Regions from separate parts of the Mus musculus genome. Here regions 1, 2, 4, 5, 6 and 7 are each linked to region 3. Evidence: chromatin loops called from intact Hi-C (ENCODE). Cell type or tissue: heart. All regions are shown on one strand.

The links. Peaks named below come from ENCODE experiments on the same cell type or tissue, not always from the same donor. Only the 100,000 strongest peaks of a DNase experiment are listed, where the experiment ranks them.
Region 1: a loop joins it to region 3, with 3 times the contacts of the local background. A loop is called at or near these places in 16 of 42 quality-filtered maps.
Region 2: it touches region 3 in a loop (2.7-fold over the local background); 21 of 42 quality-filtered maps call a loop at or near these places.
Region 4: it touches region 3 in a loop (5-fold over the local background); 14 of 42 quality-filtered maps call a loop at or near these places.
Region 5: a loop joins it to region 3, with 2.7 times the contacts of the local background. A loop is called at or near these places in 7 of 42 quality-filtered maps.
Region 6: a loop joins it to region 3, with 2.5 times the contacts of the local background. A loop is called at or near these places in 9 of 42 quality-filtered maps.
Region 7: it touches region 3 in a loop (7-fold over the local background); 28 of 42 quality-filtered maps call a loop at or near these places.

The regions. Positions count from the first base shown.
Region 1 is chr10:3,532,617-3,536,616 of GRCm38, reverse strand. The region is part of intron 2 of Gm30033 (a long non-coding RNA gene); the gene reads right to left. Among named protein-coding and RNA genes, the nearest start is that of Iyd, 5.7 kb to the left of the region's middle. In heart, a CTCF peak has its summit at 2,085 (motif pointing left); no DNase peak of the experiment used is centred here; H3K4me3 peaks cover 219 bases; H3K27me3 peaks cover 1,098 bases.
Region 2 is chr10:4,035,534-4,039,533 of GRCm38, reverse strand. All of the region lies in intron 16 of Mthfd1l (methylenetetrahydrofolate dehydrogenase (NADP+ dependent) 1-like), which reads right to left. Among named protein-coding and RNA genes, the nearest start is that of Gm40591, 52 kb to the left of the region's middle. In heart, a CTCF peak has its summit at 2,251; a DNase peak (open chromatin) is centred at 2,253.
Region 3 is chr10:4,331,408-4,335,407 of GRCm38, reverse strand. The region is part of intron 2 of Akap12 (A kinase (PRKA) anchor protein (gravin) 12); the gene reads right to left. Among named protein-coding and RNA genes, the nearest start is that of Gm40592, 23 kb to the right of the region's middle. In heart, a CTCF peak has its summit at 1,827 (motif pointing right); DNase peaks (open chromatin) are centred at 927 and 1,987; H3K4me3 peaks cover 1,782 bases; H3K27ac peaks cover 2,380 bases.
Region 4 is chr10:4,078,240-4,082,239 of GRCm38, reverse strand. All of the region lies in intron 20 of Mthfd1l (methylenetetrahydrofolate dehydrogenase (NADP+ dependent) 1-like), which reads right to left. It overlaps Gm40591 (a long non-coding RNA gene), which reads left to right. Exons shown (of 5, transcript XR_003948987.1): 4 at 485-878. Among named protein-coding and RNA genes, the nearest start is that of Gm40591, 9.1 kb to the left of the region's middle. In heart, no CTCF peak of the experiment used is centred here; DNase peaks (open chromatin) are centred at 2,179 and 2,879; H3K27ac peaks cover 2,958 bases.
Region 5 is chr10:4,105,567-4,109,566 of GRCm38, reverse strand. Mthfd1l (methylenetetrahydrofolate dehydrogenase (NADP+ dependent) 1-like) reads right to left here. Exons shown (of 28, transcript NM_172308.4): 26 at 3,038-3,190. Among named protein-coding and RNA genes, the nearest start is that of Gm25515, 3.3 kb to the right of the region's middle. In heart, CTCF peaks have their summits at 1,793 and 3,193; DNase peaks (open chromatin) are centred at 1,746 and 3,216; H3K4me3 peaks cover 231 bases; H3K27ac peaks cover 3,511 bases.
Region 6 is chr10:4,162,372-4,166,371 of GRCm38, reverse strand. It overlaps a transcript of Mthfd1l not described here. Among named protein-coding and RNA genes, the nearest start is that of Gm25369, 5.5 kb to the left of the region's middle. In heart, no CTCF peak of the experiment used is centred here; a DNase peak (open chromatin) is centred at 1,501; H3K27ac peaks cover 1,080 bases.
Region 7 is chr10:3,994,709-3,998,708 of GRCm38, reverse strand. All of the region lies in intron 7 of Mthfd1l (methylenetetrahydrofolate dehydrogenase (NADP+ dependent) 1-like), which reads right to left. It also overlaps the pseudogene Gm16074. Among named protein-coding and RNA genes, the nearest start is that of Mthfd1l, 24 kb to the right of the region's middle. In heart, CTCF peaks have their summits at 2,071 (motif pointing left) and 3,246 (motif pointing left); a DNase peak (open chromatin) is centred at 1,978.

The DNA.
Region 1 (4,000 bases), 800 kb after region 3:
AATTCTCCTTTTGAAACAGATGCTTTTCTATGAAAGAGCTTAGCCTCAGGCAAGATGGCAAAGGAGACAACAGCTGTGCTTGCTGAGTTGTAGCAACAGTTACTGATACTACCAGGTGGCAGATGCTTGTCCTGTGCATTTTCCCTGGTGAGCCTGGCTTCATGGTGGAAAATTACATAACATGCCTATCTTTCTTCCACCCCTACCACTGGCTTCTGAGCCTCATCTCCCACCCATGCATGCTCACAGCATATCACAGCATAGCAAAGGAGGGTTCCTGTATGGTCTCCAGGCTTGGCAGCATCCATGTGCTGTTTGTTTGCTCAAGTGGTAAGGAAGCCCATCAGAGCAGAAGGGGGTGGGGAGTGCCTGGAGCAGTGGTGACAGGAGCAGGAGGAGACCTTGATGTAACAAAAACAGAGGAGCCACATGTCTAAGTGCTTTCTAGAATTGACTTTCATCAATAATAAAACCAATGTTTTGGTTTCAACTCTGTAACTTCTGAGTTGGGTCTGAGTTCCAAGAGAAAGGGACATGGAGTGCCCTGAGGTAGACACACTTACTGTCCTCATGGTGGAGAAGAAATCAAACCTTGAGAGATGAGCAGCATCCTTGAGTGCCTTCATCACAGAACAGCATGCTTACACTGGACAGGATGGTTCAGATAGCATCATCCTGAAGTTCCCAGAGTAGAAACTCCAGACCTCATACTCCAGTGTCTCTTGGAGGGATGTCTTAGGGAAGGACTTTCTGTATTTTGGACAAAATGCTCAGCTTTACAAAATAATCAAACAGGGTTCCCAAATGTTGATTGCTCTTCAATCCTATTAGTATTGTATAATCTCAAGGAAGAACTCATTTTCACGTTTATTAAAGAGGACAAAGAAAACTTCATTCAAAACACAGCTCCAAGCAATGTAGATAAAAAAGATTGGCTTCAGCATCAAATAGAGCAAAGACAGGTAGGGATTAGATACCAAGGGGGGGATGCTGGGGGTCAGTGGATGGAAGGTAACTATGGAAACGGCAAGGGGGGTGGTTCTCCTTTGTCCTGCATAACAGGCTGTCAGTAGAAAATGGGCCAGGGTGATAAGGCATTAAGAACAGGGTATGAGCAATCTGATTAGGTATTGAGACTGGAGAATTTTTTTTTATCAAAACTGACTCAACAGTATTCTTGTCCAAACTGGGCTAAACCAGCTGATGACAGAGCTTGGCCAAGAAGCCTGTATCAAGTTTTTCCAAGGAGAGTTCCATCTAGTTTCTGCTAGTGGATATGTCCGTCAACAAGTGACTTTATTGCCATGGAGACAGTTACTGAGCAGCCCATGCTTGCCTGCATAAGTGAGTTCCCTTGGGTCAAGGGGAACCCTTGAGTGGTAGTTGGGCTGGAACGCTCTTGTTAACACCCTGACCAGCAGGCTGCATTGTGAACCCCAGAAGTAACAGACAATGATGTCATCCATGCAAACGGGTCCTGAAGGAGCAGGGAGAAGTGGGGTCAGAACACCTGGAAAAGACACTCTTAAAAAAATATCAAAGTAGCAGAATAAGTCAGAAGAGGAATATTTCATAAAAATGGTGCTGTTCTAGAAATTCAAAAAACTAAAACATATCATTCAAATATACCATTTATATTATATAATTATAGTATAAAAACATAAAAAAATAAAAGAAACCCTTCCCACCCCTGTGTCAGTTCTCATTGTGTAGAACAACAACAATAACAAAAGTTTGTCCCAATTGCAAGGCACACTTCTCCCAAGCGAGGCTCATTTTTAATACCCTTTCCCCACTGCACCTCTTGAAACAACCCAGGTCCACATTAGTGGTGAGCCAGGACTGATACTGTCTGCCTATAAAGCAAGAGGCTGAGCATGTCCTGTCGTTCCTACTGGAGCAATCATAGTCAGAGATGGCCTGACTGCCCAGCGCAGGCCGCCTGTGAAAATAAATGCATCGGAAGCATTGACATAATCACGGTTTCATTCAAAACAATCACTATTTAATATTAAATAAAGAACTCCACATAAACCTCAGCTTTTTACTGGAGAAATACTGCCATCTACTGGCCACATGTGGAACTACTTGAGTTCTTGGGTGCCAGTTCGCGTTGTTAGAATGGCTTTTACCTGGCTAAAATCTGTCAAGGAGGTGGCATAGGATTAGAACAAGGTGATATTGAATATGGGGATTTAATGAAGACCTTAAATTTAGAAAGAGGATGTGGCAAATCTTACGGGGTCGGGTAGTAACAAGGGCAGTACTACCACAACTCAGCCTGCTGGGTTTTAGTAGAAGGCCAAATGGGGAAGGGGTGACATGGTGGGACCATACTACTCAACTCTCCTGAGGCAGCCCACTGAATTACCAAACAACCTTAGGCTCAGATCTAGACAGTCTTGAGGGGCATCCAATCCTCAGCCATCCCTTAAGGGTGGGCTGAATGAACTGTTGGAACGGCATTCCCCTGCCCAGTCTTGCTTCTGTCTCTCCTGACACCAACAGCTGGCCCTGACCAAGACCTGTGTTCTAACCCTTACCTCAGGGGCTAGAACAGCCCTCTTCCTGTGGAGCTAACACCCACAGGGTAACCACAAAAAGGGGAGCAAAGCAATGCATGCTTTTCAGGGTCTGCAAGTGCAGTCGACCCTCCCCTGCCAAGCCTTCTGCATCTCCACCTTCAACCAACCAGATCTAAGATATCTGGGGAAAATATCACCCATTGTGAATTTGTACAGGCTTTCCCTTGTATAACACAATTATCAGGGTAATTGTTTATATAGGATTTGCATTGAATTGGGGATTCTAAGCAATCTAGAGGTTTTAAAGCATACACAGAGGTGTGTGGGCTGTGTGTAAAAAGAGTGTACCACTTGCATAAGGGGCTTGAGCAATCTTAACTCTTAGTAGCCAAGAGGGAATTTCCTGGAACGTCCCTCACCCCCAGGACCCTGAAGGACAATTGTTCTAGGTGCAGCTTAGGGGAGACCAAGAAGCATTGGTGGGACTTGGCTAGGGTGCTCGGGAACACCACTCTAAGGACAAGATGGTGAGACCGAGAACTAAATGAGAGGAGTATCAAAGAAAGCTACAACCCACACTAGTGGCCTTTGCAAAGCAGCCAGAGTGAGTCTAAGTGCAAGCCCTATTGGAGCTGGGGCCTTCCCTAAAGAAGCTTGCAAGCCCTGTAAAGGAGATGGATTTTATTCTAACTGGGCTGGAGGACTTTAAATCCTACGACACTTAGTCTAATTTAGCTTTTAAAGAAATTGCTCATGATCAGGCATGGTGGTGTAAGACTTTAGTACTGGTACTTGGGAGGCTGAGACAGGTGGATCTCTGAGAGTTCCAGTCCAGCCTTGTCTACACAGTGAGACACTGTTTTTTTTTTTGGGGGGGGGGCAGAGGTAGAAGAAGGACAGGGGAGAGGAATAGGACACACACAAACACACACACACAGACACACACACACACATACACAAGGGAGAGGGCAGAGCATTACTCTTCTTGCTATTGGGAATTAAGAGGGAAGTAAAAGTTCAACTCAGGGCTGGGGCAGTGGCTCAGTAAAGTGTCCGCTGCGGAAGCATGGATTCCCAGGACCCATACAACAAAGCTTGGGACAATAGCACTGATCTGTAACGCTAGAACCATCAAGAGATTACTAATACCTGGTGGCAAGAGGCTGAGTAAGGAACCAGATGCCAATCTCAGGTTTTCTCACACACACACATTCACAGTTACGTGCACACACACTCTTTCATACACATATACTCACAACCCAGACACACAGATTTGCATACACACACACACAAAAAAAGATTTATATTATATACACATAACACACTCTTTCATATACATACACACAGGTTTGTGTATATGCACACACACTCTCATACACTCACACAAACAGACACATACACACTCTTCCATATACATATGCACACACAGACACAGATTTATGTGTATATATGTATCTATATACACACACTCTCAT
Region 2 (4,000 bases), 300 kb after region 3:
GCCTGCACGGGAGGAAGGCAGGCAGTGGGGCTTGGGGTGGTCTCCTTTACTTGTAACTTGTCCTAAGTCGTTTCTTTAGCCCATGGTGTTGGTGGGGTTCACAGAAACACCCAGAGTTCACCTGAGCCTTTAACCAATCCCAGCCAGGAGCCAGAGCCCAGGCACAGGTGCAGGACCACGGCAGGCCCAGTATTTGGCTTCCACAGAAGCTACGGCATCCTGATGTCAGAGTGGCACTGGGCTCGTGGTGGGAAGCAGACACCAGGGACTGGCAGTGAACAGGACTGGTGGCCTTGGCCTGTGATGGAGAGATGGACATGTGGGGAAGAGGTTTCTGGGGTGTTGGGCTCCCTAAAAGACTGGAGCTTTGGGGTGTTCAATATTTTAAAGCCTATTTCTTGTCCTTTAGGGGATAATACATGTCTGGAGATACCCCCTCCCCCCCCCCCCCCCGCCCCGCCCCAGGCCAGTGACATGTTTCCGGAATAATCCAGTGTCTTAACCTTCACGATCATTGCCTAGGCTATACTAGTTCTTATTCAAAGTCAGAAAACGCTACCTGTACCTTCATCCATGAGGAGTCTTCATTATTATACTAACCCGTTAATCGGAACAAAACTACTTATCAAATTTCAGCCCGAATTCCTCTGGCCCAGGTGGCTTGTCCTAAGCAATAAAGTTTGCTTCCCTTTAACATTGCAAACAGTAATGTAAGTCTGTATTTTTCTGGGATAACTCTTAAAGCTGTCACTTTCATTAAAATTGATTTGTAACCGCAGAACATTCCAGTCCTTTCCTGTCTTCTCATGGAGAAACCGATCGCACACCGGCCCTCCCTGAAGAGGCACTATGCGGTGATTTCTGAGGCCGGGGCCGAGGTGCGAGGATGCCAGCTGGTCTGAAAGTTTCTCTTTCAGTATGGTTAAACCTACACTAATTTCCATTGCCTAATTTTTCATTTTACCAAAAAGGCCCCTTAAGCCAATTTACAGAGTAACACGAGCTCAGAGAGGCCTGGGAAGGCTGACTACACATTTTGCAAACAATGGTGTTTTAACAACAGATCTTTCTGGTTAAAAGAAAAAAAAAATGTAGAAAAAAAAAAATAATGCCTGGCAAAATGCTGAAAACACTCATGTTAGCTGTTTAAAATACTGTTTGTTGGTCTATTTTAGACTTGTGGTATATACAAATCATGGCTCCCCTGCAAAGGAATATTCTAGAGTCACTTAAAATGACCACTGTAAATGTTGGGGATATAGCTTGAGGGTGAGGTACATGTTTTGCATGCCAAAGGTTGTGGTTTAATCTTTAGCTCCACGAGAAATAAAAAATAAATGAAAAAGAAAAAACCAACCTAAGAAAGAGCTAACAAAGTAGAATGTCCTTAGGATGTAATTGAATTGGGCAGGAAATAAAATTCACACACACAGATGGTAACAGAGCTAAACAGAAAAATCAGATGTACCAAAAACTATGATTAGCAGTTATTAGTGTTGTGAAATGTTTCACTTTGACAAAATTCTTTACATTATTTGTTTTAAAAAAATAAAATAGATCCTTGCAAGAGTGCTCAAGGGAATTTTAACTCACTCTTAGAAGGAGACAAAACCACAGAGAGACAACATAACACAGCTGCTACCTTCGAAGAGTCACAGGGAGGCACTTCTGAGTTTGCCTGCGTTCACATTTCTCTCAGTGGAGCCTCCCTGGAGGGAGACTAGTATTACTACAGGCCCAGCATCCAAACTCCAACCCCTTTTGGGTGTTAACATAATACTGCTAGTGGAAAAACCCTATATCCTGAAACAGCTCCATGTACAAAGTTATTTATTTATTTTTTAAAATCTATAGCATATCCTTCAGGCTATGTGTGGAAGACGTAAATATAATAAATGAACTTTGTGTTTAGACTTGGCTGTCCTTACTGCGCTATCTGCCCAAACCACCAAATGTCTGGAGTTTGAAACACTGCTGGTCTTGGGTGCTCGGGATCAGGGCTACGCCACCCGGGCTATGCCACCCGGGCTATGCTGGGAAAACCTAGGAAGCGGTTTGTGTAAAGAAGCTTGGTCTTTGTCTATTGGCTGTAAGATCTGCTGCAGGGAGACACTCAGTTCTTACTGGCTTGACTGAATGGGGTATTGGGGAAAAAACTCAGGAAGTGAGGGATGGTGGCTAAACCTGGGAGGAAGACTAGCCTGGCCAAAAGGCTGGTGAGAGGATGAAACAGGCCCTCTGGTGGACAGAAGACAGAAACTGGGCACCAAACTAGTCCTGAAAGACAAATTGCTTAATGGTGATTTTACTGCCCGGGTGGGAGCACCAAGGCTGCTGACTGAGGAAGCAGGAAGCCACTATCTCTGCATTAGGAACCTACTAAATTAAGGAATGGAAACGGAAGCATGAGAACGTGCTGATTCAGGCCTTGGTTAAATATATTCTAAAAGAAGATGGGAGAATGGGGGCCAGGTCTAAATATATGTCATCTCATCCTTTCTGCGTCCCATAGGTGTGACTGTCACACCTCTGTAAAGTACGGACACCATCAACTCCACGGACTCCAGAACACGGAGCACCAACACCTGTTCGAGGCCACATAGCTAAGCAGGGTGGTGGCCATTCTCTAGGTCAAATTCCACGGTCAGTCCTTTGCCCACTGTTCCATTGAAGTGACCTAATGAGAGTGCAGGAAAGGAAGGGATGTCCCTGCTGAGAGGGAGGCAGGGAAGTCTGGAGAGGGCACTGAGCCACCCTGCAGTGTGACTGCCAGAGTGATCCGCACCCAGGACCCCGCTAGAGACACTTGCCAGCCCTGGAGAAAAAGCTTATGCTGTAAATGCGACCTAGAGAGCTCAGAGCTACTGGGGAACGGGTAGAGAAGACAGCCAGGCACGGTGGCAAGACATCTTAGAGGATTAAGGCAAACCCAAGGATGGTTTCCACTACATAAAAAGCTCCAAACCAGCCAGAGCTCTACCTGGAGAGTTTGCCTCAAAACAAGAGAGACTGGGGAGATGGCTCGGTTGATGAACTTTCCCACATACCATGAGAGGCGGGGTTTGATCCCTAGTGCTCCATCAAACCCAGCAATGCCCCTGCACCAGGGAAGAAGAGTAGAAGGAACCTTTGGGCTTTCTGGCCATCCGGTCTGACTGTGGGTTCAGAAAGACACTGGATGTTAGCCTCCGTGTGCACACACACACTCAGACACACTCATGTCCACCCTCCCAAAAAACCGAAAACCAAACCCAAAAAAAACAAAAATTAGGAAGAGGGCTGAGGGGTTGCACAGCAGTTAAGAGCACTTACTGCTCTTGCAGAGGACCCAGGCTCAGTTCTCAGCACCCATATGGTAGCTCACAACCACCTTTAACTCCAGTCCCGGGAGATCTGACGTCCTCTTCTGCTGTTTGTGGGCACTGTACATATATGGTGCATACACATACATGCAGGCAAAACATACGATTAAAAAAATAAAGAAGGGGCTGGCGAGATGGCTCAGTGGTTAAGAGCGCCAACTGCTCTTCCGAAGGTCCCGAGTTCAAATCCCAGCAACCACATGGTGGCTCACAACCATCCGTAACGAAATCTGATGCCCTCTTCTGGAGTATTTGAGGATAGCTACAGTGTACTTACATATAATAAATAAATAAATCTTAAAAAAGAAAAAACGTATGCTTTATCCCCAATTCTTTCCTCCCCATTACCCCCAACCCCATTGAGATCCTGAATGTAACAAGTAAATAAGGAATAATATAAAATATTATTTTAAAATATTCTCTTTTAAAAAGTAGAGGAAGAAAGCCAAGCTTGGGGGAAGAGAACTCACAGAGACAAGGAGTAATCTTGCCTTAAAAACAGCAAGAGGAGGGGAGAGAGAATTCTCCCTACACAGTTGCACGAAGGCTGGGTTGCTCTGTGGTATTTAGCCTTGCATCTGCCCATCAAGAACCTTCTCACTGAGTTCCCACCACAGCCCGTCCTCAGCCATTTGAAA
Region 3 (4,000 bases):
TGCATTCTGAACGCCTGGCGTAGACTGCCCACTTCTAGAAGTTGGCATAACATTACAACTCACACAAGTAGAGTCCTAGAAAACAAGCATGGGAAAAATAATTATTTTCACTACCTTTTTTTTTTTTTTTTTTTTTTTTTTTACTAATACTTAAATGGCATTTCTTCCCTTAGGTTTAGTAACTATGTATTATGTATTAGTATTATGGCTAATACTAACCACGTATGACAGAACTAAACTAAAATATTAGCCTGATACACGACTTCACTCAACGTTCTTATTTAATGAGCTCTAGGAAGCACTGAACGCTTACAATTTCTCAGACATAGGAACTTTTAAAATTAGACTAGGGCAGGTTATCCACAGTGAATCTGATGCTGATTCAACTCGCTAGCTGCTGTGGCTTCTCTCAACAGCACAGCCCCCACTTCTCTAAGGGGACCGGATAAGGCTCCCAACCAGATGCATTGTCCCGTGAGCGCTTCCAGGAAGATTTTGGTTTAAATAAAAATAAAATGTGCGGTTCATTGGTTTCCGAGGGGCTATGGAATGCTCTCCATATTCAATTATCTCTCCCTACACCGGTGAAAGTGTAGGGAGAGATAATTGAAAGCTAATAAAATTCCAGCCACACGGCTCACCTCTTGAGACTCTTCTTCCAGAGTCACATCAGCAGGAAGAAGAGTCACCAGTCTTACCTGTGATGGTAATAGTCCCCAGCATATTTAGTTACAGTTTTCGGCCTCTTACGGCAGGAAGTCTCCTTCTCCTCTGTCTACTCCCGGCTAACCAGTGAGATGAAAAGGAATGCAGTCCTCAGAGCATCAAGGAAGCTCTCCAGCCCTGGAGGTGCAGCAATGCGCACTGGAGAAGCGCTTCTCTGGCTAATTATAGGACGGCCCCGCCCACGCCGTAGGCCCCGCCCACAGCCAGCCAGCCCACACCTCTGTCCGGACTTGGCTGCACCACCCGGGGAAGTCACGTGCCCCATTTTACAGGGCTGGTCTCTGTGCCTGGTCTGTCGCGACCCAGGAGAAAGTTTTAAGTCTCTGGGGTGAGCCAGACCCCGAGCATCAATATTTGATCCAAGCGGTGACTTCATCCCTGGCACCGACTCCTGCATCTCAAACTTTTAAAATTATGTAAAGGCAATAACTGCACAGATATTAAATTCTCCGATTTTTAACGCCATTTTTAAAGGTGGATGAGGTGCAAAGCGGCATTTCCTTTTTAAAGCCCATAGTATGTTGCCAACCGTTTCCTACACTCCGGTCAGCGTAAAGACCCACAACTCTCTGCGATCCCAGGCCTTTTGCAAAGGGTTGTCACAAAGCGAACTATCTTTAGCATTTAACCGAGACAACTTTCTAAAAAGCAGAAATATCTGACCTTTGGGTCTCTCTACTTTTCGTGGTAGAAATGAGCTAAACATTGGGTTGAAACTTCACCAACACTCTCCTCCTGTTACAAGCGTATAGCAAATAAAACAGCTGCATTAAAAATCCAGGCAGCCCAATATTTCTTTTCTGTTAATCTTGAGATTGTTTCTCTACAAAGACACAAGTAATAAATGAGCTGGATCTTCAGTTAGGATAGGTCCAACTGGCCTGTTGGAGCGAACCACCTCTCCCCACCCCAAAATAAAAGGTTATATTATTGCTCTTCTCGTCAGACTTGAAGGCCTTGTTCATGACTACTTAGGGAACTGGAGCGGGGAGATCGGTGCGGGAAAAAGAGTAGACAGAGACAAGCGACATAAAAAGGGGATTAAAAAAATTTTTTTTGAAAGAAAGATTTCAGACATCCACGATGGTTGCTGCTTCTTGCCACCAGGAGGCACAATGCACCACATTCCAGCCCAGAAAGAGCGAAAAAGGGACAACTCCTGGGCAATCAGACAATGGTTACACATATCAGCATTACAAAGATCCAGAAAGGCTTCCCAGCCAACGCCCAACCTGGCTTTGAGTCTCGGCAAGCCAGGCAATGGGTCTTATCCTGGTTGGTTAAGATCTGGGAGCAGACATTTGCCCTCTGCATTCCCAATAGGTGGGGTTTCAGACAACCCAGACATCTCTCTTCCCACCATCTATTCCCTGTGTGTAGATCATGGATAAGAAGCCCTATATGCAGGGTCAGTGGTCCACATTAAACTAGACACTTCCCCCACAGTGTCCCAGGATCCCTGAAGGCCCAGGGAACTAAGAATACAGAACCACTTCCCAGTATTCAGTTGTAGACAGCACATGGCAGTCACCCCACTCCTCTGTGGATTCGGGTTTACATAACTGCATCACCAACACCTTCCCTTCTGACCCCAAATTCTAACAACAGCGACGCCACTTTGATAGCTAAGGGGAAAATTCACCAGATACAAAGCAGACAAAACACTCTTTTAAGAAAAGGCTAAGTAAGGCAAGATCTTTGCTTTCATAACACAGGTGACAATACACTCCTCAAATGAGGTTCAAAGTGAGGCAGCTAAGGCTCAAAGACAGCACAATGGATGCTGTGCTAGAGGCTGACCCTCCCAGCACACAGTTATCTGGAATCACTACCTCCCTGTGTAATGAAGAACAGGGAGTATATATAGCCGTGACCATCAGCAAGTTCCTCTGGGGCTGGCCTTAAAATGGAAAACCATCAATCAGGACAGAGGCAGAAGGAAAGGTCAGACAGAGGGGTCACTGCAAGGGCAGGCACCGTTCCCTTGACATTACTCCTTTCCACTCGCGTGAAAGGAGACGTTTTAGAGCCAGGCATCACCACCTAAAACAAAGATGACAGAATATATGCCCATCACTTGGCGGAAGATTGCTAGGGGGTGTTTTCTTAAATCTGCATGATCTAGTCAATAAATATTTGCCAAGGTCATGCTCCACTTTTGTTGTGCTGAAATCCACTGGGCGCTAATCAGATATTATGGCCTTAGGATACTTAGTTGAGAGTGGCAACCCCTGGGGATACAAGGATAGAGCTAGCCTAAGAGAAGAATAGGGACTCCCTAATGTTGAATACAAAGAAGCAGCATCCTGGGGCAATGTCTGGAAAGAGTGATTTGGGAACTCAGGGGTGGGCTCCTCATAGCTACTGTTACTTACAGTTCATGTTCATGTTCAGAGGCCCAAGACAGCAAAGGAGAGCTAGAGATGCTAACCAGAAATGCTAGTTAACAAGGAAAGATTTCTACGGACATCTTAAGAACTTTGTAATAACACAGTCTCAGCAAGGAAAGCAGACAGCCAGGAATGGTGTACTTGTGTAATTCCATCACTGTGGACAGAAGGCTAGCCTCAGCTACATAATGACTTTGAGGCCAGCCTGGGCTACATGAGTCTCTCCCAAAAAATAAAAATTACAGTAACAGGACAAACAATCTGAGTACAGCATATAACTTCTTTAAGATATACAGAGATGCACATAACAGCACACACCTGTAATAGCAGCACTTAGGTAATAGAGGAAGATCAGGAGTTCAAGGCTACCCTCAGGCCAGCTAAACTATTGGACCACATTTCAAATAAGCAAAGAAAGAAAGAAACAGACAAGAGATGCAAATGTGGGGCTAGCGGGATGGTAGCTGAGTCATTAAAAGAGGATGTTGTTCTTGCATCCAGCACCCATCTTTTTTCTCTGCTCCCCCCCCCCCACACACACAGGGTTTCTCTGTCTAGCCCTGGCTGTCCTGGAACTCACTTTGTAGACCAGGCTGGCCTCGAACTCAGAGATCCACCTGCCTCTGCCTCTCAAGTGCCACCACTGCCCGTCAAAAAATAACTCTGTCTTTTTTATTTTATTTTATTTTATTTTATTTTCATTTTTATTTTGTTTTTTTGAGACAGGGCTGTGTAGCCCTGGTTGTCCTGGAACTCACTATGTAGACCAGGCTGGCCTCGAACTGAGAGATCTGCCTTCCAGCACCTATCTTAGGTGGCTTACAACCATAACTATAACAACCGTAACTCCAGTTCCAGGGGATCTGATATCCTCTTCTGTACTT
Region 4 (4,000 bases), 250 kb after region 3:
TATTTTAAACTATATATACACTTAATTCTTGCTTTTTCTTTTAGCATTCCATACACCTATTTTTATAGAATACACATAATTCTATAGTCTCCTTTATCTTAAAAGTATAATTTTATTTCTGTACTACAACCTTTTAGAATTTGTGATTACAAAAACAGAGTATATAATTTAATTAGGGTGACAAAATCTGTAAAACAGTCCCCCTGTTACTGAACAATTGGGCCGTCACCAGCATGTAGAAAGACACACTGAATTTGTGCTACATATGAGCTTTAATCTCTTTCAAAGTATATTCTCAGAATAAATTTCCAGGGGTAAGGATACGGGCAATAGACATAAAACATCTTTTATGACCACTGATACGCATTTGACAAGTCAATTTTATGGTTTGAAATTAATGTTTTAACTTACTATAGAAAAGGATAGGTTTCATAGCTTCGCTCTCCCTGAATTTTTTTTTTTTAACGAATTTTTCTTTGCAAAGATTTATAGCAGAACAATTGGAAGAATACCCCTCCTTTTCACGGCAGATGGGACCATTCTCATGACTCCATCTATTGTGGGCAAAGTTAGAAGTGATTTCTACTCCCCTGCAAGGAGGTCCTGAGAGGCTACTGTGAGGAGGCTGTGAAGATAAAGCTTAAGATGCAAAGGCGATTCTAGGATGCTGCAGATGTGAGGACTACAGAGAGAAAGAGAGATTGGGCTAAGAAGAAGATTTCTCTTTCCCCGCTTCTTGACTGTGGATGCAATGCCACCCACTCCTGCTACCAGCCTTGCCCACCATACCGTGTGGACTACAGCCTCAAACTGGGAGCCAGAAGAACTATTTGTTTTGATGTTGCTTTTCTCAGTAGTTTATCACAGCAGCAGGAAAAGTAAGTAACACAAATACCAAGTCCTCAGATACCTACTCAGAGAAACAGGATTTCTTTTATAACCACTCCTCTGCTTAGTATCAGCTGCTGTCTTAACTCTCAGCATGGTCCCCTCACTCTCCTCCATTCATAAGTTTGCTGTCATCTTAAGGAGAAAAAGTTCTGATCATCTTTACCATGAAGCCTTAAAGCTTTGCTCATGTAAACCATCCCTGCTCTGTCTCCCCCCACACTTCAGGGGCAGGGAAGGTACTCAGTTTGGTACAATGTTTGCATAAACATAGGAATGTGAGTTCGATTCCCAGAGCCCATGTTCTAAAAAGCCAGGCATGGTAGCTTATGTTTATAATCCCAGACTGGGAAGGCAGAGGCAGGTCGATCTCTGGGGCTGGATAGGCAGCCAGTGTAGCCTTCATTGTTCAGTTTCAGACCTATATGACAGTGTCTTCAAAAAGGGGAAGGGTGAGGTGGGTGACACTTTGAGGACTGACACCTGTGGTTGTCCTCTGACCTCTGCACACATTCACATCCCAAATGTATACAAAGATGCACATATGCAGGAACACACACACACACACACACACACACACACACACACACACCCCTCATTCTGTAGTAGCATCTAGCTACCAAGTTTCCTAAAACAACCCTACTATATTACTATCATCTCTGCTGTTCTTTCCCACCCAGAAAATTCCTTTCTTTCCTTCCCTGCTTCTTAGACACAGCATCTAAACCCCAGTCCAAGGGCTTACATCCTAGGAGGTTGCCTGAATCTCAGGCAGGGGAATTTCCCTTCTTGTCCTCGTGGGCATCTTCCACCTCTGCTGTTGTTTTTCCCCGCCCCCATTCCCAAGTTTTGCATCCACATGAGCCCAGTCTGCTAGCTCTTCCTTAGAGGAGAGGACAGCCTTACTTGTCTGTCTCTAACACCTAACACAGTCCCTGACATAAAAGTGCATAAACGAATAGCGTGCGATTCAACAGCCGATGCAAAGGTCACAACTCAACAGGACAGACATTAAAAATAGGAAGAAAACCATGTCTGTCTTACCTACCCTCTTTCTTCCTTACAAAACTGTTTTGACAATTTTAATCCTAGATGCAATGGTGTAAACGCCACTCGCATCTGACAATGAATGAGATCATCGCCTCGAGTGTCTAAATAGAGAAATTAAGATCAATTCCGTTCTTTAAGACACAAACTGGAAATAAACAAGAGTGGAGAAAAGAGAGCTTCAGCTAGGGGAAGGAAGTGGGCGGCGGCTGGGAAGGCTAGCTGCCAAAACGCTGTGCAGGAAACGGAAGAGCCAGATTCCCAGGCTTTGAAAGCCGCTCTGTTTTCTGAGCACGTGACCATTCTAAGGTCATTTGTCTCCAGGCTGCAGGCTGCCAAGGGAGAAGGTGAGCTGATGGGTGATCAGCCTTTACTAAAGTAAAGCAAGAAGCGCTTTGCTAAGGCACCAACAGTGACTAACTTGGAGATTGACGACTGCAGGGTTAGCCCCACCCCATGGGCCTTGATAAGAAGCCCACCCTTGTGAGAAAGGACAAGTTGCTCTTCCTGTAGGTTTCACTTCCTCACGACTTCCTGAGAATGACCAACAAGTTAAAACCTCCACGGTGACCTAAAAGAAGCAATTTATTCCCTTATCTTACTTGCTATCCCTAGTAGAAGGTTCAAGAGCCAAGCCAAAGATCAATCTCATATTGAATTTAATAGACATAGCCTTAAATCATGAATCGAGTTTGCTTAGCATGACTTGGCTTTCCTGAAAAGCGTGGAATGCAGGTTTCGGAAGGCTGCCTATTTAAAAGAGGCTTGTGATAAAAATTATTTGTGTAAGCCTCAGCCATGATTTGTCTTGGCAATCTCTTTGTTACAGCTCTTTCACTTACAGCATGAATGGAAACAGGAAATGCTGACGGATGGGCTCACTGAGTAAGCACAGGCATGATCCTGCAGGATGGCTTGATTCAAATGTCAGAAACCTACAAGCAGCTCAGAAAAGGGGCCGGGGGCATTGGGTCCCGGCTAGGAGGGACTTGGAACTCTGGGTGCAGAAGGAGGTTGAAGTGCAGGCAGCTGTCTTGGCCATGACAATCCCCAAGAGCACTTAAGAGTCCTGGTGTAAAGATCATAGAGAAGGAATGACCAGGACGGCCACAAAAATGCGACAGAGGCATGCCATGTGCTCTCTACACCACCCCTGAAGGAGGGAGTTTGTATTTGCCAAGTTTCCCTATGTTATCTCTGGCTCATTATATACAATGAAGAAACAGGGTGACAACTCTCAGATTTCAAAGTACACACCATCTTTATTAATATTACCTTTTTCTAGAGAAGTCCTGTCAGATACAGGTTCATAAAAAGCCTGGAACTGTGAGGAATTTTAGGATGACATTCTTAGTCTTTTTCTGGCTCCTAAGCCTCAGGCACCTTCTGGAGATCGGACGAGGAACCCAGTTGTAGATCCGGGCTCCTCTGTTGCCTGGACAGGAGTGGCTCTGACTTTCCTGCATGTTTTGTGACCCATGACACAACGCTTCTCAATAATTGTGTACGTCTCGGAATTTTGGAAAAACTTTCACTTTTTTTCCTCACTTGACAAGTCCTGAGCCTCTACACCTCTGTGGCGTGCCTGTGCAATCGCCTGTAGGAGACGTCCTCATTTAGTGATGAAAGCAAGCCCATAATTGCACTTATCTGCTCTAAAGTGCCCCATGAGCAAGCAGCATGGCTCTGCCTGCCTTCTGTTTTCAAAGTCCACATTCTGCTCCTCCCTATTATCTATCTACCTCCCCCTTTTCCCTTCCCACCAAACCCCTTCCCAGCAAGCCTCCCTCCCTCCTGTCTTGTTACCATTTTTATTATTTGTCTTGGGGCCCACTTCATTTCATTATGATTGCTTGCACAAGCAATGGTGACTTAGCAGTGCTATACCACCTAGGAATAAGACTACCTCCTCTGAAGCAACCATTAACCGCTTATGGTCCTTTTGGGTGGGGCTGTCACCAGCCACTATTCCATCCGTGAGGGAATATTGATGTGGCCTTTTCTTCTCGAAATGATTTCTATACTTCAATTCTCCCCCTTCCCCCTAGACAGGGTCATACTATGT
Region 5 (4,000 bases), 230 kb after region 3:
AATTTATGTTCCAACATTACTTCACATATATGGCTTACAGAGTAAATAATATTTCATGCCAAGTGATTAAAGAGGCTTTGTAAATAATTAAAGGCTGAACCAATGTGATAGGACAGAGAACACCTGATATATATATCACGAATCTCTTTCATCATGAGATTATTTTTTGAAAAGTTACACAGGCTCTTGGGTTTATTGGCTATTATAAATCACCAGCTCCAAGGAATAGAGTAGTTTATAAAATTTGAGGTTGGGAAAATTATAAGAAAGTATTTGCTCCTTCTGCCCCTGCTCAAAAAAAAAAAAATGCATTTGGCAAATGATTTCTTAGGAAAAGAGGCACTGAGGTGTGCACTATACCAGTTGACAATCTTTTATTATTTCGTAATTTTCAATAATATGTTGGGGAGAATATGTATATGTAATGTCATCCTAAAGAAGCAGGGGCACCCAGGAATACGTTCCTTAAATTCTTTTACAATAATTAATTTTGTGTATGGGTGTGTGCATGCATGTGTGGCATTCTGTGGACAATTTTTAGGAGCAGGGTCTTTCTTCCTACCATATGGGTCCTTGGGATTAAACTTGGGATGTTGTTAGACTTGGTAGCAAGCATCTCTATCCACTGAGCCATCTTGCCAGCCCAGGAATGCATTTTTACATAGGGACAAAGAAAGTGACTGTAGAAAAAATACTTGGCTACCCTCACACATCCAGAAAGTCTTCGGGATGGTGAGCCGAGGGGTTTCTATAAAAAAATCAATCGTGGGGAGGTGAAATGGGCCAGAGAAGCCTCCACACTAGCCATTAGAAAGTGTTAATCAGCACCAATTAAAGCAATTACCAAACAGAATGCGATGTGACAGCTCAGCCCCAAAAACACAGGCGACAGCTAGGCAAGGAAGGAAGTTCAGGTAGGTGTCCAGCCGCTAATACCCAGAAGGACAAAGAGGTGACGCCTTTCCAGCATTCCCCATGTGATTTCCCAACACCAGTCAAGCTGACCCCAGTTACCACTCGCGGGTGGACTGGCTTATGCTGGAATTCTTTGTTTTCAAGACTTAAGCAGCAGCAGAGGTACAGAAGGGCTATCTGCCTGCCTTCAGGACACACCAAGAGGGGACCTGCCCCTGTGTTCTAAAGCTCACAGTGTTCTGTCCATGTTGGACATTTATTTACCAGAGTCTCTGTACCAGAAACCCACACGGGAGGTAAGGGACCGCGTTCTTCCCCATGCATGCTGGAGGTACCATTAATGACTTGCTGAATAAGAGAATGAATGAATGAATGAATGAATTCTATTGAAGAATGGAGAACAGTTCTGATTGTGGACGTCAGGGAGTGGGGATTGGAGGTTAGCCTTGTATCTCAGTATCTCCGATGCCTGATAGCAATTGAATGTGGAATGACTAAGCATAACATTGCTTCATCCAGCTAGAATTTTCCCACCTGCAGGGGTCAGTTCCCTGAGTGTCATCCCGCCCCCCACCCCCCATTCCTTCTCCTTAGTCATCCCACCAGGAAGTTACCACAATGTCTCTCAGAGGAGTGATGAATGCTTGATGCATTCCAGCAAGTCTGTGGGAGGGCCCAGAGTGCGGACAAAGAAAGTAAATTCCACCCTTATTAGGAGATCCTGGCCTCCTGGGGGAATTTGCCCAGCTTGCATATGGCTTCCTGTACTGTCACAGAGTGCCTCCAAGTGACAGTGTCCTGCCTTCCTGGACCCCCTTTACTTAGGCCTCACTTCCTTCCTGATTCCTCAGGCCTGATTTCGGGCAGGCAGGGACACTCCCTCTGTCCCTGAGAGCAGCCACCAGGGGAACTTCTGCGTTGAGATAACGTCACTGATGGCTCACTCCAGGAAACCTGTGAGTAGCTGCTGCTGCTCCAGGACTGTTCCATGCATTCATTTATTACAGGTCATAAGTCAGAGAGCCAGGCCCAGGAACAGGCTGGGGGAAAGAGTCCACGCTGATTTTACAGGACAGCTTTGGTCTTAGCCTGGCCATGGAGGTGGGGGTGGGGTGGGGTGGGAGATTCACCACAGGACCATCTTCCTGGCTTCATCTATGTTTCTAAGAGACTTATTTCCTATGTCCCGACAACCTTTCAAATGAGCTAACACTAGACTCAATTCTGTCTACCAATCAGCTTCTTCCCTATGTTCAGGGTCACAAGGTCTCTCTCTCTCTCTCTCTCTCTCTCTCTCTCTCACCCCCCCTCTGTCTCTCTCTGTCTCTCTCTCACTCACACACACACACACACACACACACACACACACACATAAGACAAGGTCTCACTATATAGAGCACGGACTCAGTATGTAGATTAGACTGACTAGTCTCGGACACACAGGGGTCTGTCTGCCTCTGTCTCCTCAATACTGTGATTAAAGGTATACACCACTGGCTTTTTCTAATACTTTACTTAATAATAGTGTGACTCCTGAAAGCCACTACACTAAAATGTTTCCTTTTATGTTTAAATGTGAAATGTCCCCACTTGACAATTTTATATTATTTCATACTTTTCAATAACATGTTGGGAATAAGATGTATGTGTAATGTCATCCCAAAGGGACACACAAGATGTGTTGAAGAAGGAAACAGAGGGTGGGCCACTGATTCCCCCTCACCCCTGGGGTAGCTGTTAGGGTCCTGGCTACTGTGAGCAGCCAGCCCCAACTTGCCCATAGAAATACAATATCGTAACTCTGAGTTGCAGCAGAAGTCGGTCACTGGGCCACACTGCTGCTGAGTCAGCAGACAGATCTTGAGACCACTCACTCTCTTCTCTCTCCCAGAAGGAAATTCACTTTATGCCTCTGTGGCTCCTGAACACATGATCTGAAAATAGAAGGGCCTGGCCCGAGATGGCAGAGGTGTATTTTCACCCTGTTATTGGTGGAAGAGTGCTTAGAAAACCAGCAAAAATTGTCAATTCCATCCTGCTGTGTGATTCGTAGAGTTGGCAGAGCATGATTAAGACGTGACAGCAACACAAACTAGGAATAGCTTTGAGGTCTGGTACTCACCGTTCCCACCAAAGGATAAATGAACCCAGCCCCGATGCTGGCCCGGACATCACTGATGGGCAGAGTGAAATCCCTCGGCACTCCCTTTTTGTCAGGTTCATGAGAGAGAGAGAGGTGGGTCTTCGCCATGCAAATGGGCAAATTTCCAAAACCCTGCAGGAATGAAAAGGAATTACTTTCTTTGCCATGAGTGCTGGCTTCGTGCACTGGATCTTTGTTTACACGAGCTCTGCAGCAATTGTGTCTGGGCACAGACTCCAGCAGGTGAGGCTAGTGGGCGTGGCTGTTTGTTCAGCTAGAAGCTGAGGGAGGACAAGACCTCTGCTCTTAAGGCCATTATTTAGCGGTTGTGAGGTTTTTTTTGTTTACTCTGAAGGTTCTCCTAGAGAGGAGGCACTTGCATTGTGTGTGTGTGTGTGTGTGTGTGTGTGTGTATAAGCAAGGCTATTTTTAGACACAGCACTGGACATGCTGTAGAAAGCACTTTCCAAGGCTATTGATATCCAGGAAGGAGAAAGGTAACCAGAACAAGGCTCCTGATGAGGCTCTTAGGGCCATTGTTCTGCCCTTCTTGGGGTCTGCTGGGAAGCAAAGGGCCCTTTGTGCTGGCTCATGAATCATGGCTATTTGATCTGCGATTACATTCTAGGAACTAAGATGAGGTCACTTTTTCAGCTTCTTTTATTTTTAAGGACCAAAGTCTGTGCCTGACCCAGAATTCCAAAGGTGAAAGGGGAGGAAGTCACGTGCAGCAACTTACAAAAAGAACAGTGTCTGGGAAGGATGCTGTAATTACACAGCACATAGTGTTCCTTCAGAGACCTTACTAATTAATTGCAACCACATACTTGACACTAATGCTTAAGGAATATTCCCGTGGTAGACAGACAGATGACAGAATGTAATTGCTTATGATTCAACATACAACTATTTAGAACATTTTAGAGCCATATCAGTTGTGGG
Region 6 (4,000 bases), 170 kb after region 3:
GAGCAAAATAAGGAAGTCTATGCTGCAGATCTGGCTCAGAAAAAGCTGTAGGCTAGTTTGATTCTGGTATTCTTCCTATTGACCAACCAAGGAACAGCTAAGATTATGGGTTGGAGTCCCCCAGCCCGGAGCCCGCCTCATCCACCTGATAGCTGCTCATGGGAAAGTCGACAAAGTTCTCTGGGTCTGGCTCCCTGTATCTCAGAGGAGGCTGTCTATATCCCAGTCATAGGCCCTTTGTGAGGGACAGCCTGCTGATACTACATGTAAGAGAAACCCTGGCATGAGGCAGACACCCAGTAAATGGCAGTTGCAGTTGAATCAAGAATCTCACTGCTACTGGCAGCATGGCAGGCATTCCTCGTTTTATAAAGGAGGCTTACTCACAAAGGTGACTTACTCAAGGCGGCTTCATTAGCTTGAGTTAGAACCCCATAAATAGAACCATAGCTATCCCGGGCGGTGGTGGCGCACGCCTTTAATCTCAGCATTTGGGAGGCAGAGGCAGGCGGATTTCTGAGTTCGAGGCCAGCCTGGTCTACAGAGTGAGTTCCAGGACAGCCAGAGCTACACAGAGAAACCCTGTCTCAACAAACACACACACACACACACACACACACACACACACACACACACCAGAAACATGGTTAATCAAACCCTGGCAATAATGCTGCTAAGCACAGAGAGACAAATTTGTCTCTGAAGAATCAAAAAGCAAAAAGCTTGGATAATTAAAATTCTAAAGTTTTTGATGCTGGAAGAGGAAGTTACAAACTCCCAAGTCTGTACTTTGGAAGCAGAGGCAAGTGGTTGTCTGGGATTGCAAGGTCAGCCTGGTCTACATAATGAGTTCTGGGCTAGCCAGGGCTACGGAGTGAGATCTAGTGCGGTGTTCTTCTTATGGAGGCCTTCTTCCTCCCATCTGTCATTGGAACTGTTAGCTGTTCTTAGTCATTTTTTATTTTTATAGAGATTTTTTTTCCTTTTAGACACAGGGTTTCTCTGTGTAGCTCTGGCTATCCTGGAACTCACTGTGTAGACCTGGTTGGCCTCAAACTCAGAGAGATCTACTTGCCTCTGCTTCCAAAGTGCTGGAATTAAAGGCATATGCGCATCACACTGCCTGGCTCGCCCTCTCTCTCTCTTTTAAAAGTGATTTCTAAAACCCAGTCTCTCATTTGAAATAATGCAATTTTGTTCTGATTGCAATAATAGTTTGAGGCTGGAGAGATGGCTCACTGGTTAAGCGGATGTACTACTCTTGCAGAGGACCTTAGTCTGGTTCCCAGCACCCACGTTAGGAGGCTCAACCATCTGTAACTCCAGTGCACATACCCAACCCCACCCGTCCCTAATTAGAAAATAAGCAATAGCTTCCTATGGACACTTATCTCTGTAGTCCCTGCCAATCCTACAAAGCATTCATATCACTGGGCGGTGTGGAAGCCACGTCCTTCTCAGGATAAACATCTGCTCGAGTGTAAAGACAGGAAGCAAGGAACTGGGTTTGAGTCCAAGTCTAGCCTTGCCAGTTGATCTGGCACTGTTCTCCCCAAGGAGATCATTCCTAGCCGAACTACCGCTAGCTTGGTCACGTCTGCTAAGTGAGAAAGGAATTTAACATTGGAACAGGACTTGGGGACGGAGCTCAGTGGGTACACAAAGCCCCTGGTTTGTTTCTTTTTATTTTGATGTTTGTATTTTTCCCTTGTTGTTGTTGGTTTGTTTGTTATTTTTGTTTTTTTTCTAAACAGGGTTTTCCTGTGTAGCCTTGGCTGTCCTGAAACTTGCTCTGTAGACCAGGCTGGAGCTTTAAATTGAAAGAGATCCACCCGCTTCTCTGCTTCCTGAGTTCTGGGATTAAAGGTGCGTGCCCAGCACCTGGCTTATTCTGGTGTTTTGAGTTTAGCCTTAAACTCACTATGTCGTCAGAGATCTCTATAAGGTTCTGACCATCTTGCCTTTAACTTCAGAAGTGTTGCAGTTACAGGTGTGCACCACCCTGCTATTTGGTTAGATTTTTGGTTTTGTTTGCTTAGACTGATCTCAAATCTTCCCACATCTTCCTCTTGAATGGTGGGATTACATACTTGTACCATCAACTCGGCTGTCAATTATATTCTTGGCCATGTATTTTCAATCTTTTCTTCCCCTGTTATTTTGAGGCATGGTTTCCATAGGTAGCTGAGGCTGCCTTGAACTCCTGATCTTCCTGCTTCTACTTCTTAAATGCTGAGATAAGATGCTTGCAGTCACTGTCCTTTACTATTTCTTTAATATTGAAAAATTAATGAACTTATGGTGGGGGGGGGCATGTTTATGGCACAGCGCAGAAGTAAGGTCAAAGGGCAGCTTGCAAAACCTGATTGTTTTCTCTGACTATGAATGAACTCGGGTCGTCAGTGTTTGGGCAGGTTCTCTGCAGAAATAGAACCCACAGTTATGCAGTTCACAAGACAGGTGTCCCAGGCTGTCATGGGAAACCCCAGAAAGTTCCTGGAGAGCCGGTGGTCCCTATTCCCACAAGGAAAGCTTGGGAATTCTGATTCTGTTACCTGGGAAAGCGGCAGCAGCTGCCACGGGGCAAATCAAACATGGCGGTAGGAGGCAGGGCCAAGCAGGCAACTGGAGAGATTAAAAGGGAGTTTATCACAGATGCTGCCAGAAGGTGCTGCACAGAACTGGGGTGGGTCAATCAAGGCAATTGGGACAATTTTTCGGGTGAGGTTTCCTACTCAAGAGTTTCTAACTTGCAGCAAGTTGATATTAAAACCTTCCCAAGTACCTTGATGAGCCAGGTCACTGACCCTGTATTTTTAGTTTTATAACACAATAACACACACAAACACACACACACACACACACACACACACACACACACACACTAATTGACTGTGAAACCCTATTAAAATTTCAGTTTAATTAGGCTGAATCAAATTGATTATAACCAGTGATTATTAACCTTAAAAGTTTGTTATTTTTCAGTATAGAATAGAGTTTATTTAAGGCATGGGCATGGGGGTGGGGATTGAAGGAGTAGAGACAGAGAAAGGCAGAGAGAGAGGGGGGGGGGAGGAGAGGCCAGTCATGAGCACATGGAGAGAGAAGGGGGAGGGGAATGGGGAGAGAGATTGAAGAGGGTAAGCAGCAAGAGCAGGAAAGAGGAGAAGAGAAGAGAGCAAGAGTGATTAGTCCTTAAAAGTTTTTCTGTTTTAGTGCCTGGCATGGAGCCTGGGCATGGCAGAGACAATCTGGCAGTTGTAGCTTGGTTCCTTGGGCATGCACTGACCGGAGGCCTTGTAAGGGGTTGTACTGCTGTTCACGCTATGGTGATTTTTAAATTTCCCCCCACTCCTTTGTTTATTATGTAACCCTGGCAGCACCCAGGTTTCGAATACACAGCAATTCTCCTGCCTCAGTGCTGGGATTACATGTCTATGTCAGCATACCTGGCTTCTGTAGTTAAGGCCAACTTCAAATCATCTGTGGAGAGGTGGCTTTTCCCTCTCAGTTTCCAACTCCTCCTGGAAGCTGCTGGGTGGGTCTTGGTCCAAGCACCTTAACGAAATTTCATCTCTCTGAACACGTTTATCCCAACCTGGATCCAGGCTGCAGTAAGTGCTCAGTGGGGTTGAGCATGGCTCTAGGGTCAGAGAGACCATGCTGAGACCCAGAAGTGTCACTTGTAAGGTCTTGGGCCCCTTGTGAGGTAAGGTCCCCTTATTGTGCAAGACTCAATTTCCTGAACTATAAAATGGGAAAAAATATGAACCTTGTATTTACTTCTGTAAATAGTATGTGTAAAATGTCTGAATGGTTGGCAGGTTATCGTTCAGTAATGTTATTTATCAGTAATGTTATTAGGAGGCACTAAGGAAATAGCTGTCCATGGACATCGCTTGCTTCCTGCTTCCTGTTAGTGTTTGTAGGCCCTGAGCTCTCTGTGCAGACTGCTCCTGGTATGCAGTCTCTGGGTATCTGTGGAATCAGATACCTGTGC
Region 7 (4,000 bases), 340 kb after region 3:
CTAAAAGCAAGCAGCATACTGATTATATTTGTTTACAGTGTTGCCCTACATGTGAAAAGATCAGTTAGTAAAATTCAGTGACCCAGTCCACTTGAGGCTGGGAGTTCCCAGCTCTATCTATCCCTATCCTTACACACACACACACACACACACACACACACACACACATCCACCCACTCCACAATACATTTAGAAATTTCTGCTCACTTTAAAGCCCCTTTATTAGGCATACTGTGCGCTAAATTTAAGCTATGTAATAATGTAGTTTGGGTTCAAAATCTCAGACATAAGAGTTTGAGTCTTCAAATGTGAAAGACTCATGTTTTCTTTTTTCTATAAATACTGTTGTTGTTTTTAAGTGTCTCTGTGAAATGAAGAGAAATGAGACTCCCAGAGAAAAATGAAATTCAAACCCATCTCTGACGTCTACACCATTTCTTCCGTATGCAGCTGGGATCCAGTGGACTCAACCCAGCTGGAGGTGACTCCAATTGCAACTTCCAGCTGTTCTCTGTCCCCGACTTCAGTGTGACTCTCAAGGGAGCAGAGTCTGCAGTGCCCAACAATTTCTCTCTTCCAAGCACCGGGGTCCGCTTGCACATAAGCACCCAGGCAGAAGCATCTCTTGCTCTGGATGGCGTTGGGGACCAAGGTGAGACCCTCAGTGGGGAAGAGGGGACCAGTCAAATTCCCAACAATAGGATTACACACATGCAACACACATGTAAACACACATGCCTTGTCTGTCTGATCTGTCCCTCTGCTGCCAAGGGACCTGGGAAGATACACTTGTGTGGAGAAAAGTGAGAAAAGGCGGGGCTGGGGTGAAGGGAGCCCCTTGGCCTGACTAAAATGCATATGGCCAAGACCTGGGTCTACACTCATTAGCACACAAGCAGCGTGGACAGCCTTCAGCTGACCCCCCCCCCCTTGCTCTGATATCTGTGCAATGCTCAATGCACCTGAAAGCGTGGAGCGGATGCAGGGCATTACCTTTCAGTTTCATTCTCCAGTTCATTTACTGTTACTGTAACGAAACACCCGAGACTGGAGATTGGTTGAGTTGGTTTCTAGTTTTTCAGGTTCAAGAGCTTGGTGCTGGCTTCTGCTTAGCTCTATTGAAGGCCTCTGTGGTGATGTGAATGAGAAGGGCTCCCATAGGCTCATAAGTTTGAGTACTTGAGCCTGGTAAGGTGGTGCATGCGTGCTTGTATCCCACATGGAGGAGGTGGAGACGGACAGACTCCCCAGGAGCTCAATGATCAGCCAGAACAGATTATCTGGTGAATTCCAGGTCAGTGATGGACACTGTCTCATAGGGCAGATGGCTTGTGAGGATAACACCTAAGGTTGTACTCTTGTCTGTACACACACCCACCCATACACACACACACACACACACACACACACACACACACACACACGCACGCACACACAGGCACACACACACACACACACACACACACACACACGCATGCGTACACACGCGCGCGCGCGCACACACACGCACTCATACACATCAACACACATGCGGCCTCTGGGCTAAAATCAAGTGTTTCTGATTCTCCACGATTCTGCCGTCACGTGAAGGAATAAGGAGGAAAATGCATAGCAATTACTGAACAGAAGCTTCTGAGATATGCAGAAAACGGAACGTTCACCGTCTCCATATTCTCCAGAAAAACCACTGCTTTGGAATCCTCTCAGAGTCGGGTTGAGCTTCACTCCACAGAAGCCTCTAGGTGATTTACTTTCATAATAAAAAAGGACTTTTAAAAAATGTCTTTGTTTTTCAAAAAATACGGATACAACCAGCCAAAGTCTCCGGCCAGCTGTGAAAACATCGAAGGCATCTTCTCTGCCTGCCGCAGCTGTCCAACACTGGGCAAGGCTTATTTTCCTCTTCCACGACTGCTTCCAAACCAGAAACTCTAGGTCTTAGCGTGCAAAATAGGGGCTGTAACTCAGTCATAGCCAAGCTAAGCAAGCACAAGGTTTGAGTCTATGAGAGAGGGAGAGGCAGGGCGAGGCAAGTCAGTTGTTCTTGAATTTGCTTGAGTAGGCTGCCCCCGTGTGGCGACTACTGAAAACATACACAGGTTTCTTCCACGTGTGTCAAAGAGCGCATTCTTAAAAGCAGCAAGACCCCTGCCCTCCGTGTAGGGCTCTCTAACCTGCCCCTTACTCCCTATCCCTTAGAACAAGTAATATGTATTTTTAGTTATCATTCTGCATGTAGCAGCACTCATTATTCTGGGACAAGAGTATATTCCAAGACCCCTGACCGGTTCTGGAAGCCAGATTATACTAATTACATCTAGACCATGGGTATCAGACCATGGTATGTAGACCGCGGTATACAGGCACACGTATAACTGCACTTTTTCACACAAAGGAAGCCATTTAGAGTTTCTCTTTGGGCTTCTCTGCTAGATCCAAATTACCAGCTTGACCACTCTCATGTCTTGGGGTTCTTATCAATTAAAGCAATGGTTAGCTATCACATTGCCACACTAGATCGGACCCAACAGAGCCTCTGAGTGACAAACAGGTGGGTAGGCTCACAGTGTGAAGCTATGCCAGACAGAGATAATTCACCTCGGGTGGGATGCAAGAGTGAAAGCACGGGAGGTTCAGGGGTTCACTGTACCACTCAGGATGGTGCCGTCTATAACTCCAAGAGCTTGCTGTGGCATTTCCCACTGAATACCGGCAGGCGCCACTGATCCCGGTAACTGACAGAGAGCTAGAACTTCCAATCAAGACTCTGCTGTCCCTACTGTATTTGATGGAGTCACTCACTACATGAGGATAACACAAATCGAATGTCCAGATTAAGAAAACAGGCCAAGGGGGCCATACCTGATTTTAAAGCAATTTCTTAAGATAAAGAAACAAATGCAGGGCTGGAGAGATGGCTCAGTGGTTAAACACACTGACTGTACTTCCAGAGGTCCTGAATTCAATTCCCAGCAACCACATGGTGGCTCACAACCATCTGTAGTGGGATCCTATGCCCTCTTCTGGTGTGTTTGAAGATGCTACAGTACACTCATATACATAAAATACATAAATACTTCTTAAACAAAACAAAACAGAACAGAACCCAAATGCTTGGCGTTGGAAGGATGGTTCAGTAATTAGGATTGCTGGCTGCTTTTCTAAAGGTCCTGGGTTCAAGAGTCCCAGGACCCACATGGAGATTCACAACCCTCGGTAACTCCAGTCCAATAGGACACAGCGCCCTCTTCTGGCCTCTGAAGGCACCATGTGCATGGAGTGCACAGACATACACTCAAGCAAAAACAAACAAACAAAAAAAACAAGCCACGTTTCCTTTCTGAATATATATGTTCTAGTAATGTTAAAGTCTCAATTAAAATGTATAAATAAACAATACCTCCAAGCTTATATATGCAGCCAAAGCTAACTTTGAACCAGTCTCCCTGACTCAGCCTCCTGAGTACTGGAGTTACAGTCATGGTCACAGTGCCTGGCCAAGTTCCTTCTTCATCCCTTTCTCATTGAAGGCAGTCAACTGCTACCCCAAAGGTTTAGATGTGGGACTCAGCCTGGTAAAGAGCTTGGCTAAGATGACAATCACCATCAGGTTAAGGGTTGATGGTTGGCAACCTTTTTGCTCCAGTTTTATACTCTAAAACGGTTACTCATGAGTATCAAGAATAGCAGTTGGGAAGTTTCTCTTAGTGATCTTTTTTTTTTTTTAGTTCGAATTGTTTTATTTCCATCTTTAATACTAGTCCAAAACAGACTGATACCTATGAGCATAGCTTAAACGGAACAAAGAAAAGAGTTAAACTATATACATTAAGAAAAAAGGAAAGAAAATCTTTTCTATACCACTCTTTCCTTATTAATGCAGTTTCTGATTAGAAGAACACATCTTGTTCTCAGTTTAATTTAGGATGAAGTAATAGAACTTTTATGATCAACTTCATAAACCGTCCTTGAGGAGAAAACACATTTTTAAGTGGGTGTT